Linked DNA regions of Homo sapiens: region 1 is linked to region 2. Evidence: chromatin loops called from intact Hi-C (ENCODE). Cell type or tissue: psoas muscle. All regions are shown on one strand.

Region 1 (5,000 bases), 59 kb before region 2:
TCCAGCTGGGTATCCTCCCGGGTCCTACCAGCCTGTCAGGCAGGAGGGGAGACCTGGGAGAGACTGACTTAGGCTGACCTGGGGTGGATCGACCCCGAGGCCCTCCCTGAGATCTGAGCTGGCATCTGCTTCCGCACCGTCGTTCTGACTCCTCTACCCAGGACTAGTTACGGTCACCATCACAGTCAGTAGGACTGTCAATCATTGTTTTAAGTACTGATGTATATCCACCTAGTTGGTCCTCATTTTACACATAGGGAAACGGAGGCAGAGAGGGCTTAAATAGTCTAAGGTCACAGGGTGAACACGCACTCAGTCACTCCCTTCTGTGGCACTGCCTCAGGGGGCCACATGTGCTGGGAAATGCTGTTGTCCTGAAGCAGCTCAGCAACTGCTGGGTCAAGAGAGGGGCAGGTAAGGCGCTGAGGGCCTTGGAGGAAGGAGGACCACGACGACAGCTGTGTGGTGTGTACAGTTGTGTGGGGTGTTTGTGTGGGGTGTGGGGGGTGTATTTGTGTATGATGTGTGTGACGTGGCATATGTGTGGTGCATGTGTATGTGTGGTGCGTGTGCATGTATGATGTGGTGTATGTGTGGTGAGTAATGTGTGTGTTGTCTTTGCGTGTGATGTTTGTGTGTGGTGTGGTGTATGTGGTATGTGTATTGTGAGTGGTGTATGGTGTGAGTGGCATGTGTGAGTGATGTGTGTGTGTGTGGTGTGTAGTGTGTTTATGTGGTGTGTGTGTTGTGGTGTATGTGGTGTGTGTGTGTGTGATGTGTGTGGTTGTGTATGTGGTCTGTGTGATGTGCGTGAGTTGTGTGTGTGTGAATGGTGTCTGTGGTGTGTGTGAATGGTGTGTGCTGTAGTGTAGGTGGTGTGTGTGAGTGGGGTGTGTCTGTTTTGTGCGTGTGAGTGGTGCATGTAGTGCATGTGTGCTGTGGTGTGTGTGAGTTGTGTGTGTGCTGTGGTGTGTGAGTGGTGTGTGTGGTGAGTGGTTGTGGTGTGTGTGGTGTGTGTGTGGTGTGTGTGTGCTGTGGTGTGTGTGGTATGTGTGTGTTGTGGTGTGAGTGGTTTGTGTGTGGTGTGTTTGTGTGGTGTATGTGGTGTATGTGATGTGTGTGTGCTGTGTGTGGTGTGTGAGTGGTGTGTGCTGTGGTGTGTGAGTGGCGTGTGTAATGTATGTGTGCTGTGGTGTGTGTGGTGTGTGTGAGTGGTATGTGTGATGTGTCTGTGTGCTGTGGTGTGTGCGTGGTGCGTGAATGGTGTGTGAGTGGTGCGTGTGAGTGGTGTGTGTGTGTGCTGTGGTGTGTGCTGTGGTGTGTGTGGTGTGAGTGGTGTGTGCTGTGGTGTGTGTGATGTGTGTGAGTGGTGTGTGTGCTGTGGTGTGTATGCTGTGAGTGGTGTGTGCTGTGGTGTGTGTGATGTGTGTGTGCTGTGGTGTGTGTGTGGTGTGAGTGGTGTGTGTGAGTGGTGTGTGTGTGTGGTGTGTGTGTGCTGTGGTGTGTGTGATGTGTGTGTGCGCGTGTGAGGGAAGGAATTTCGGAGGAGGAGGTGGCAGGTGGCAGGTGGCGCAGGTGGCAGGTGGCGCCGGCACTTAGCCACCAAGGGTGGAGGAGGGCCTTCAGGAGGAGGAAACTAGCGGCGAGCAGGGGGTCAGAGGAGGTAAACGCTGTGAACATACCGCCAAGTCCCCATGCTGGGGGTGCAAAACATTGTCATGAAGGATAAGATTGGGGGGCTAGCTAGGACAAGATTGTGGAGGACACTGATTATCAAGCTGGAATTATGCAATTTCTGTCGAGAGCACCTGGTCACCACCGCAGGTCTTTAAGCAGCTATGGATGGGAGGCGACCCTGGCAGCGGCGGGCGAAGATGAGTTAGAAGGGGACAGGAATGAGACAAGAGGAAGGGAGGGAAGAGACGAGGTGGGGAGGACGGGAAGGCGTGCAGGGAGTGGGCCGGTGCGAGAGGGACATGGGATGGAGTCCACAGGGGAAGAGCTGGGGACTCCAGGTTTTCTGGTCAGGAGAGACTGGAGACGCCACTGACAGAAAGAGGAGGAACAGGTGTGGGGAGAACTGATGTTTCTTCGACCAGAGCCATCTGCGGAAACATCGTCTCCTCCGTGGGGCCCAGCTTTCATTCCTCACAGCAGTGATCACTGCATGGCAAACAATCACATTCATCTATTATTTGTTTCTTGTCTTTGCTCAATCAGCATATAAGAGAGTACGAATTCCATCTGCCGTGTTCACAGCGCCATCCCCAGAACCTACAACAGTGTCGGCTTCTAGTAGGTGATCGCTAAATATTTTTTGAGTAAATAAACGAATGACTCATGTCGTGCTGGAGGGGGACTGTGGGACAAGCATCCAGGAGGACTGGAGATCTCCAGGAGGGACGTCTGAGCAAACAAGAATGTCCCACACGTGGAGGTCACTAAGCCCAGGCTGTGTCTGAGATGGTTCTAAGAGAGTAAGAGAGAATGCACAGAAAGAAACCGGATCACCTCCTATGCCCCCAGCGCCTGCACAAAGCCTGGCACACAGCAGGTGTTGCGTGTTGGTTGACTGAATTAATAGATGAACCTGCTCTTCGGCGAGGAGTGAGACTTCCTGTGCATAAGGGGCTCGAGCAGGAAGACAGCTGGCCGAGAGCGTGCGCTGGGGTCCAGAAGGTTGCCTCAGCTTCACAGGTGCCCATGGGTAACGTGTTGTGGTTCCCCGGAGACTCTGGGCGGGAGGAAGTGGGACCATAGAGAGGGGCCCACTTGGGTAGAGCGTCTACCTCCGAGAGGTGGAACTTCATTGGGCGAGTGGGTAGCCAATGAGGAAGCTCCCTGAGGAAGAGCCCGCCCCTGGAACTGGGCCGAGGCACCGCCCCCGCGGAGGAAGCCCCGCCTCTCCCCGTCCCTAACACTGAGGCCCCAGAGGCGAACTGTCGGGACTCCCGGGCTGCTTGGTGGCCTGAGAGGCCCCCGAAGGGCTCTGGGCTGCGCCTTCATCCGCTGCTTTCCTGTGTGACAACCCCAGACCTCATCCTTCAGGGGGTCTCCATTGCCTCAGGTTCCTCTTTTTTTCGAGACGGAGTTTCAGTGTTGACTCCCAGGCTGGAGTGCAGTGGCGTGATCTCGGCTCACTGCAACCTCCACCTCCCGGGTTCAAGCGACTCTCCTGCCTCAGCCTCCCGAGTAGCTGGGATTACAGGCGCCCGCCACCACGCCCAGCTAATTTTTGCATTTTTAGTAGAGACGGGTTTCACCATGTTGGCCAGGCTGGTCTCGAACTCCTGACCTCAGGTGATCCACCCGTCTGGGTCTCCCAAAGTGCTGGCATGAGCCACCGCGCCTGGCAGGTTCCTTTTCATCTAGAAAGAGGCCTTCAAGGGTTAGCTCTGGTTTAACAAAATGGATTCAGTGCTTCCTGTACCAGGCGCTGGTCTACGCTCTTTTTTGCTTTTTCTTTCCCTCCCTCCCTCCCTCCCTCCCTTCCTTCCTTCCTTCCTTCCTTCCTTCCTTCCTTCCCTCCCTCCCTCCCTCCTTCCTTCCTTCCTTTTTTCCTTCTCTTCTCTTCCCTTCTCTTCCTTTCTGTTTCTTTCCCATAATGCATTTATTTTGTCATACTTTTAGTGACACGGGAGCTTTCAGAATGCAGACTTGAAGATACACGGTGATCTATGTGAATGGTCTGGGCTCTGAGGAAACACCTTCAGACCCTCTCCTCATGGGCCTCACCATCTATGGGTGGAAACACAGTAAACAAACCCGCAGTCTCTTCTATAATTACACATTGAATAAGTGTGTCAAGAAACAAAATAATGGGGCATAATTCAGGTAGCAATACTGGGAAAGTGACATTTGAGCTGAACTAGAGAGCAGGGCACTATTGGCAGTTGGAGAAGTCTCCACGCTGAGGGAACAACATGAGAGAAGTCCCCAAAGCTGAGATGAGTGTGCTGCATGTAGGGCGAAGCAGCCAGGCTAGACGGGGAGGTCCGAGGTAAGAGCAGAGGAGAGCAGGCCGTGCAGAACTCCTTCGAATGTTTTTATAATAGGAGTTTAGATGGTTTTTTTCTCGGGATACTGGGAAGCCACTGAATATTTTTACAGGGAAGCACCATGTGATTTTCAAATAATTACTCTGACTTTGTGTGTAGAACAACTTGGGGAAGAGCAAGAAGATTTCTGTTGAGGTGGCTGAATTTTCCTCTTTATGGCAATTAGAGGCAATTTGAGATGAGGCAACACCCAGAACCTTGAGTTGAAGGGCAGTACATCAGAAGAGGCACAGATTATCCCTAATCCTCTCCAGAAATATATGAGCTTGTGTGTGGCCTTGGGCAAACGACTTTCAGGACTGAGAGAAGGAGTGGAGGGAGGGGGGAATGCATGGGATGTCTCACAAGCCACATAGGTCTGCCCAGGTGTCCCGCATATCCCAGTGCATTCCCTATAACCTGTCCCAGAGTGGTTTTCCTTTTTCTATCACAATCCCAATTTTCCCAGCTGAACCATTCTCCAGTCCTGGGCTGGGTTCTGCCATTTCCTTGCTAGAAGCCTCCAGCCTTCTTGCTTCCATTTTCTGGTTCCTGAGAGGCACTTGCCTGTAAGAAATCTGACTCTCTGAATCCATAGTTGAATCAGGGTTCAAGCAGTTCATAGCAAGTGAAAAATGTCCTGTCTGGCCACCCAGCAGTGATTGGAGAGGAGGCTGAGTTGATGGTCCTCCAGGCTGTACAGACCATGAGAGCAGGGATGTAGCAGGTCCTCAATAAGTTACTTGTTGTTTGGATGGTACCTTCATCATGATTTATCAATTCTAACGTGCCATCAACTGTAGGAAACACTGTCAATTCATCGACAACTTTGCAGGACATACAAAAGATAGACATGACATTAAATATACACACCAATTATAAGATACATTCTAACAGGAACACCAACATGTGAAAAAACAATGCATACATTTGAGAATCGAGAACTTGTGTAGTAACAATCAT
Region 2 (5,000 bases):
CCAGAAAGAAAAAAAAAATCATAACTGTCAGAAATGTGATAGGACTGTCAAAGACATATGGAAGAAACCCAAACAAACCATGGAAGTTGTGAAACATAAATCCCAATTCTATTTGTTCTACGACAGTGTATAAACCACACATTTTTCATCAAGATAGAAAATTAAAACCCTCGCCAGGCTCAGCATTGCTGGGGAAGTTGGATAGAAACCCTAGTGTCCTGGCAGAAGGAGAAGCAGCTGCTGGCTGGCCTGGGACTGAAAGATGCTTCTGAACCGTGGACTGGACCACAGAGTTTAGCTGCCTCCCTGTCTCTACATTTTAGTACTGCTGTGATTGTGTCCACACACCCACAACTGTGATTAGCCAAACATCCCATGGGCATATTCCCTATTTTGAAAGTCCCTTGATAAAGCATAGGTTCAGCTTCTGGCGAGCTCCCGAGCAGCCTTAATGTCCACGTGGCTCCTGAACTGTGTCTTCTACTCTCCCAAGCCCATAGCTTGGAGTTCTTTTTCCCCACTGAAGCTCACCTGATTCACTTCAGACCTCCAAGTAGCCTGGCAGCCCCTCCAGAGCCTTACTTAATTCTGATGGGCTTAACTCCTTTCTCACAAGAAATTCTCCCTAATAACTACCAAATATTAATTAAAACCAGTTAATTCCAGTCCCTAGAGAATTAGATAATGCTACTGTTTTCTATTCAGAGAAGAGTCTATTTTCCCCTACTTTTGGCTTTTCTTTCCCTAAGCCAGTGTGTTAATCATGAGGAAATGTCCCAAGACTTCTTGAAAAATTCTGTGTTTTTAGTGGATTTCCTGGGGAATGTCTCCAAAGCCATTTGAAGACTAAACAATAACATCTTTTGGTTTATTCTCATTCAGACATCATTCTTCCTCAAAGCCTCGCGGATCAGGGAGGCAGACTTCTCTTTGCAGAAGCCACACTCCTTCCTCCATAGTTTGGACCTTATGAACCCGCAAGTTACCATTTTTAATAGTTCCCCTTTGGAAAACTTCTGTTGACAGGCAGTCTGCTGTATTTTACTTTCTGCCTAGTCTTTGGGTAGATGCTAGTGTTCACTGAGACCTAGCTCTTTGGCTCAGCAGAATAATGTGCCTGGGGGCTTCAGACGGCCCTTTGAGGGATGAGGGTCACCACAGGGAAGGCCAGCTCCAAGGGGCCCTTGGTGTCTTTGAACTCTCGCCTTTGACTTTCAGGCTTCATAATGAATGCTTGGTCCCTTGACTATGAGTCATTTAGAACCACACACTCATTGAGATTTTGAGATGGAAGGACTGGAAGTCATGTGGTTCAAACTCATATCTCCGGCCCCGTTGCTCAGATGGAAAGACTGAGTCCTGGGTGAGGGCCTTCTGATATAGGTATGAGAGTAAACAAGCAAGGTGATAATAGTTCTCTCTAGGGCTCGAGGCCGGTGGTCTTAGCTGGTCCCTTGTGAGTTTTTGAAGCAGATCTGGGTCCTCTGTTATCTCCACACAAGTCCCTCCTTCTGCCATCTCCCTTTAATTCAACAAATATTTATTCGATAACAATTGGTTGAATAAATGAAGAAATGTGTCTCTACTCTGACCAACTGGGCAATGGAGATAGAACAGAAACTGCTACTCACAATCCAATATCCAGTCTCTCCTTTTCCCGGAATAACAGAATTTGTAGCTGGACAAACAGGGCCGCTCAGAGTAGAGATCCCCTTCCCCAGCCTTCCTTGCTGACAGATGTGGCCTTAGTATGTGCTTCTGGTCCATGACATACATGCAGAAGTGCCAGGTGCCAGCCTCCTGGAACCTTACTCAGAGACAGCAGGTTCTCTTTCCTTTGTCTCCTCTGTCTTGCTGTCTGGAATTCTGATGCTGCCATCTTGGGCCTTGGGGCTGAGGGACACAGCCTCAGGAGGGCCACAGATGACTGAGTCTGGTCCGTGTGGGCCTCCTCGGCCAAGTTGCTGTATCAGCCATGGATCGCTGGCCTCCAGACTCTGAATGTGAGAGAAGACAATCTGTCCTGTTTTAGCCACTGCTGTTCTGGATTTTTCAGTCGTTCATAGCTGATCTAATTCTGACTACTACAGGCAGTAAAATAAATATTTAACATGGATTTGAAAAAAAATACTATTCTTTCTAGCTTTGCCAAGAAAAAGTTGGACTTCCTCAAAATGAAATTTTACAAAGAAACGAGACTCTGAGAATATTTTAAATGAAGAGATATGTGTATATACACACATACCCGCAATATCTCTATGTATATGCATATATAACATATGCATAAATTATCTCTGGAAGAATACACAGCGACTAGAGTCATGGAGAAGAGACCTGGGAGCCTCGGGGTTGGAGTGGAAGTGAGACCCACTGCCTACTTTTTTTGTTCTGTTTGAATTTTGTTTTTTTTGAGACAGAGTCTCTCACTGTCGCCCAGGCTGGAGTGCAGTGGTGTGATCTCGGCTCACTGCAACCTCCACCTCCTGGGTTCAAGCGATTCTCCTGCCTCAGCCTCCTGAGTAGCTGGGATTACAGGTGCCCACCACCACACCTGGCTAATTTTTTTGATTTTTAGTGGAGATGGGGTTCCACTACATTGGCCAGGCTGGTCTTGACGTCCTGACCTTGTGATCTGCCCGCACTGACCTCCCAAAGTGCTGGGATTACAGACGTGAACCACCGCACCCGGCCCCTGTTTGAATTTTTTAACTGGGTGTGTGTGTATGATCTTTTTTTAAAAACACCAAAGTTTAATACCAAAATGAAAACCCACTGTACACATAGAGGCCCCCAGTCCAGTCTCTATCAGATGAGACTTTTTGGTGTTGCCAAGTAAACATCCAGTTCCGGCTTGGGCTTCTTAGCGACAGGGTGCTCACCTCCTCCCCAGACAGCTTGATCTGAACCCATTTCCTCATCTGGGGAACATACAGACGCTCCTTGCAGGACGGTGGCAAAAGCACATCCTACCTGCTCAGGAAAGGTGCTGGTTACCAGTGACACACCACTGTTCCCGTGCGGTGCACTAGAGCCTGTCATTCCCACCAGACCCACAGTGTCTACCTCCTGAGATACTGCTCATAGACTCACAGATCTGCTGTACGGCTATGGATTTGCTCCCCCGCCCCACCACATGGGGCACTCCCTGAGGGCAGGGACCATGCCTGTTCCTCTTTGTCCCTGGGGTCCCTGTGCCTATCCGAGACCCTGGCATGGAACAGATATCCAGGAGTGTTTACTGTCTGAAAGAAGGAGAAGACAGCCAGCAATTCATTCTAAAATGCAGATGTTGACAGCAGTTTCAAGTCATCCCAGTTGATCCATGATTTTTACTGGAATTTTAGTTTTTCCTGGATTCGACTTCCAGCCGCATCAGAGCTGCCTAGGTGAGACGCAGCAGGAGAAGAGCCCTGGAGACTCTGCCTGGAGGTGTCACCAGCCGGTGCCTTTCTTGTGAAGGGTAAGAAAATGCCCTCCCATCTCCACTGAGCCTTCACTACCTGCTGCAGGGCCCAGGTGCTGGGAGTTTGTGGGCTGAATGGGCAGCAGCGACTCTTGGGGACCCTCCACCTGGGGTCACACACAGCCTGGCTTCAAGTCTTGGCCACGGCTTACCAGCTGTGTGACCTGGGGTGAGATAGCTGGGCTTTTCAGCCTGAGTCTCTCCACCCATAAAAGTGAGGATGGTAATAATTGTCAGGACCTCATAGTGTTATTGTAAGGAGTAAGTGAGAGCCTGCATGTGAAGTCCATTTTATAAAGGGGTCTTAATTCTTTGGCGTGTAAATATGACATGAGTTAATTCCCCCCTCCCCCCCCCACCCCCAGCTGTGCTACATGGAACTATCCTCCTTCTCGCATTTCTGGTAGGGTGGTGGCACCTTTATTGACATCTTGGTCAGATTCCAGAACATTCGAATAACTTTCAGTTATTAGAACAGTTTCGTTTTGGTATTTAACATTCTGTCCTGTTCTTTTTGAAATTTCAATCTCAAACATAATCCGACGCCGGAGTTCTCTGCCATCACCCGGGGCCGACCGGCCCCTGCTGTGGCTCTGGCAGCCTGTGGAGAAACTACATTGGTTTTCTGCTGCTCCATAACAAGTTACCAGAAACCCAGTGGCTGAAGATAACATGCGTTGATTATTTCAGCTTCTGTGGGGTAGGAGTTGGGGTGTGACTTATCTGGGTCCTCTCCCTGGGGTCTTACAAGGCTGCATCAAGGTGCCAGCTGGGGCTGTCATCTCACTTAAGGCTAGGGTCCTCTTCCACATTCCCTGGGTGTTGACAGAACTTGGGTCCTTGCGGTTAGACAGCCGAAGCCCTCAGCTCCTAGGGGGCTGCCCACCAATCCCTGCTGGGTGGTCCTCTCCACAGCCTGACCCTCTGCTTCTTCAAGGCCAAAGGGAAGGCATCTGTTTCTCTGACTGCTAGACCTTCTTTTAAAGAGATCACCTGATTAGGTCAGGCCCACTCAGGATCGTTTCCCTTTTGACTGACTTAAACTCAGCTGACTGGGGGCTGTCATGATGTCTGTAGGATGTGTTGTCTTTATTCTCATTTGGTAATCCCATGTGCCTCCCCTCTTTGACCCCTGCAGGCAGGTCCTGGATGGTGGGAGACGTGGCTCTGTTCCTTCTGTTCCTTCTCCCAACCCTCATCAAAGACCATCCACCGCACAGCTTCCAGATGTTCCCGCTCCAGGGAGAGGGTTTTGGGGTGGGGTTCCCACTGGGCAGTGGGAGGGTGGCTCTCATCAATGGTGTCCCACAGCTCACAAGGCACATGCATATCTTTACCCATTCTCCTTTCCCCTGTTTCAGGAAATGTAAGGGCAGGTTACCAAATCTGTTGGCCAAGCAGATGCCCATACAGAAGGTGAAATCTCAGGCTCCCCTTTTTGAAGGTACCTCCAAACTTCCCAGGGAGTCTCTTAAAGCCATTGACCCCTGGCTTTGGGCAGAGGAAACAGCAGCCCTGCCCACTAGCCTCTCTCCTG

Evidence for each region. Hi-C counts contacts between places; a loop is a spot of excess contacts. Peaks named below come from ENCODE experiments on the same cell type or tissue, not always from the same donor. Only the 100,000 strongest peaks of a DNase experiment are listed, where the experiment ranks them.
Region 1: it touches region 2 in a loop (2.8-fold over the local background); 3 of 110 quality-filtered maps call a loop at or near these places.

What each region holds. Positions count from the first base shown.
Region 1 is chr9:36,763,325-36,768,324 of GRCh38, forward strand. No RefSeq gene overlaps it. Among named protein-coding and RNA genes, the nearest start is that of MIR4475, 58 kb to the right of the region's middle. RefSeq lists enhancers at 989-1,507, 1,508-2,026, 2,547-2,706. In psoas muscle, no CTCF peak of the experiment used is centred here; a DNase peak (open chromatin) is centred at 2,837; H3K4me3 peaks cover 857 bases; H3K27me3 peaks cover 717 bases.
Region 2 is chr9:36,822,319-36,827,318 of GRCh38, forward strand. MIR4475 (microRNA 4475) reads right to left here and starts at 1,281; the gene lies at 1,221-1,281. All of the region lies in intron 2 of LOC105376030 (a long non-coding RNA gene), which reads left to right. In psoas muscle, no CTCF peak of the experiment used is centred here; no DNase peak of the experiment used is centred here; H3K27me3 peaks cover 329 bases.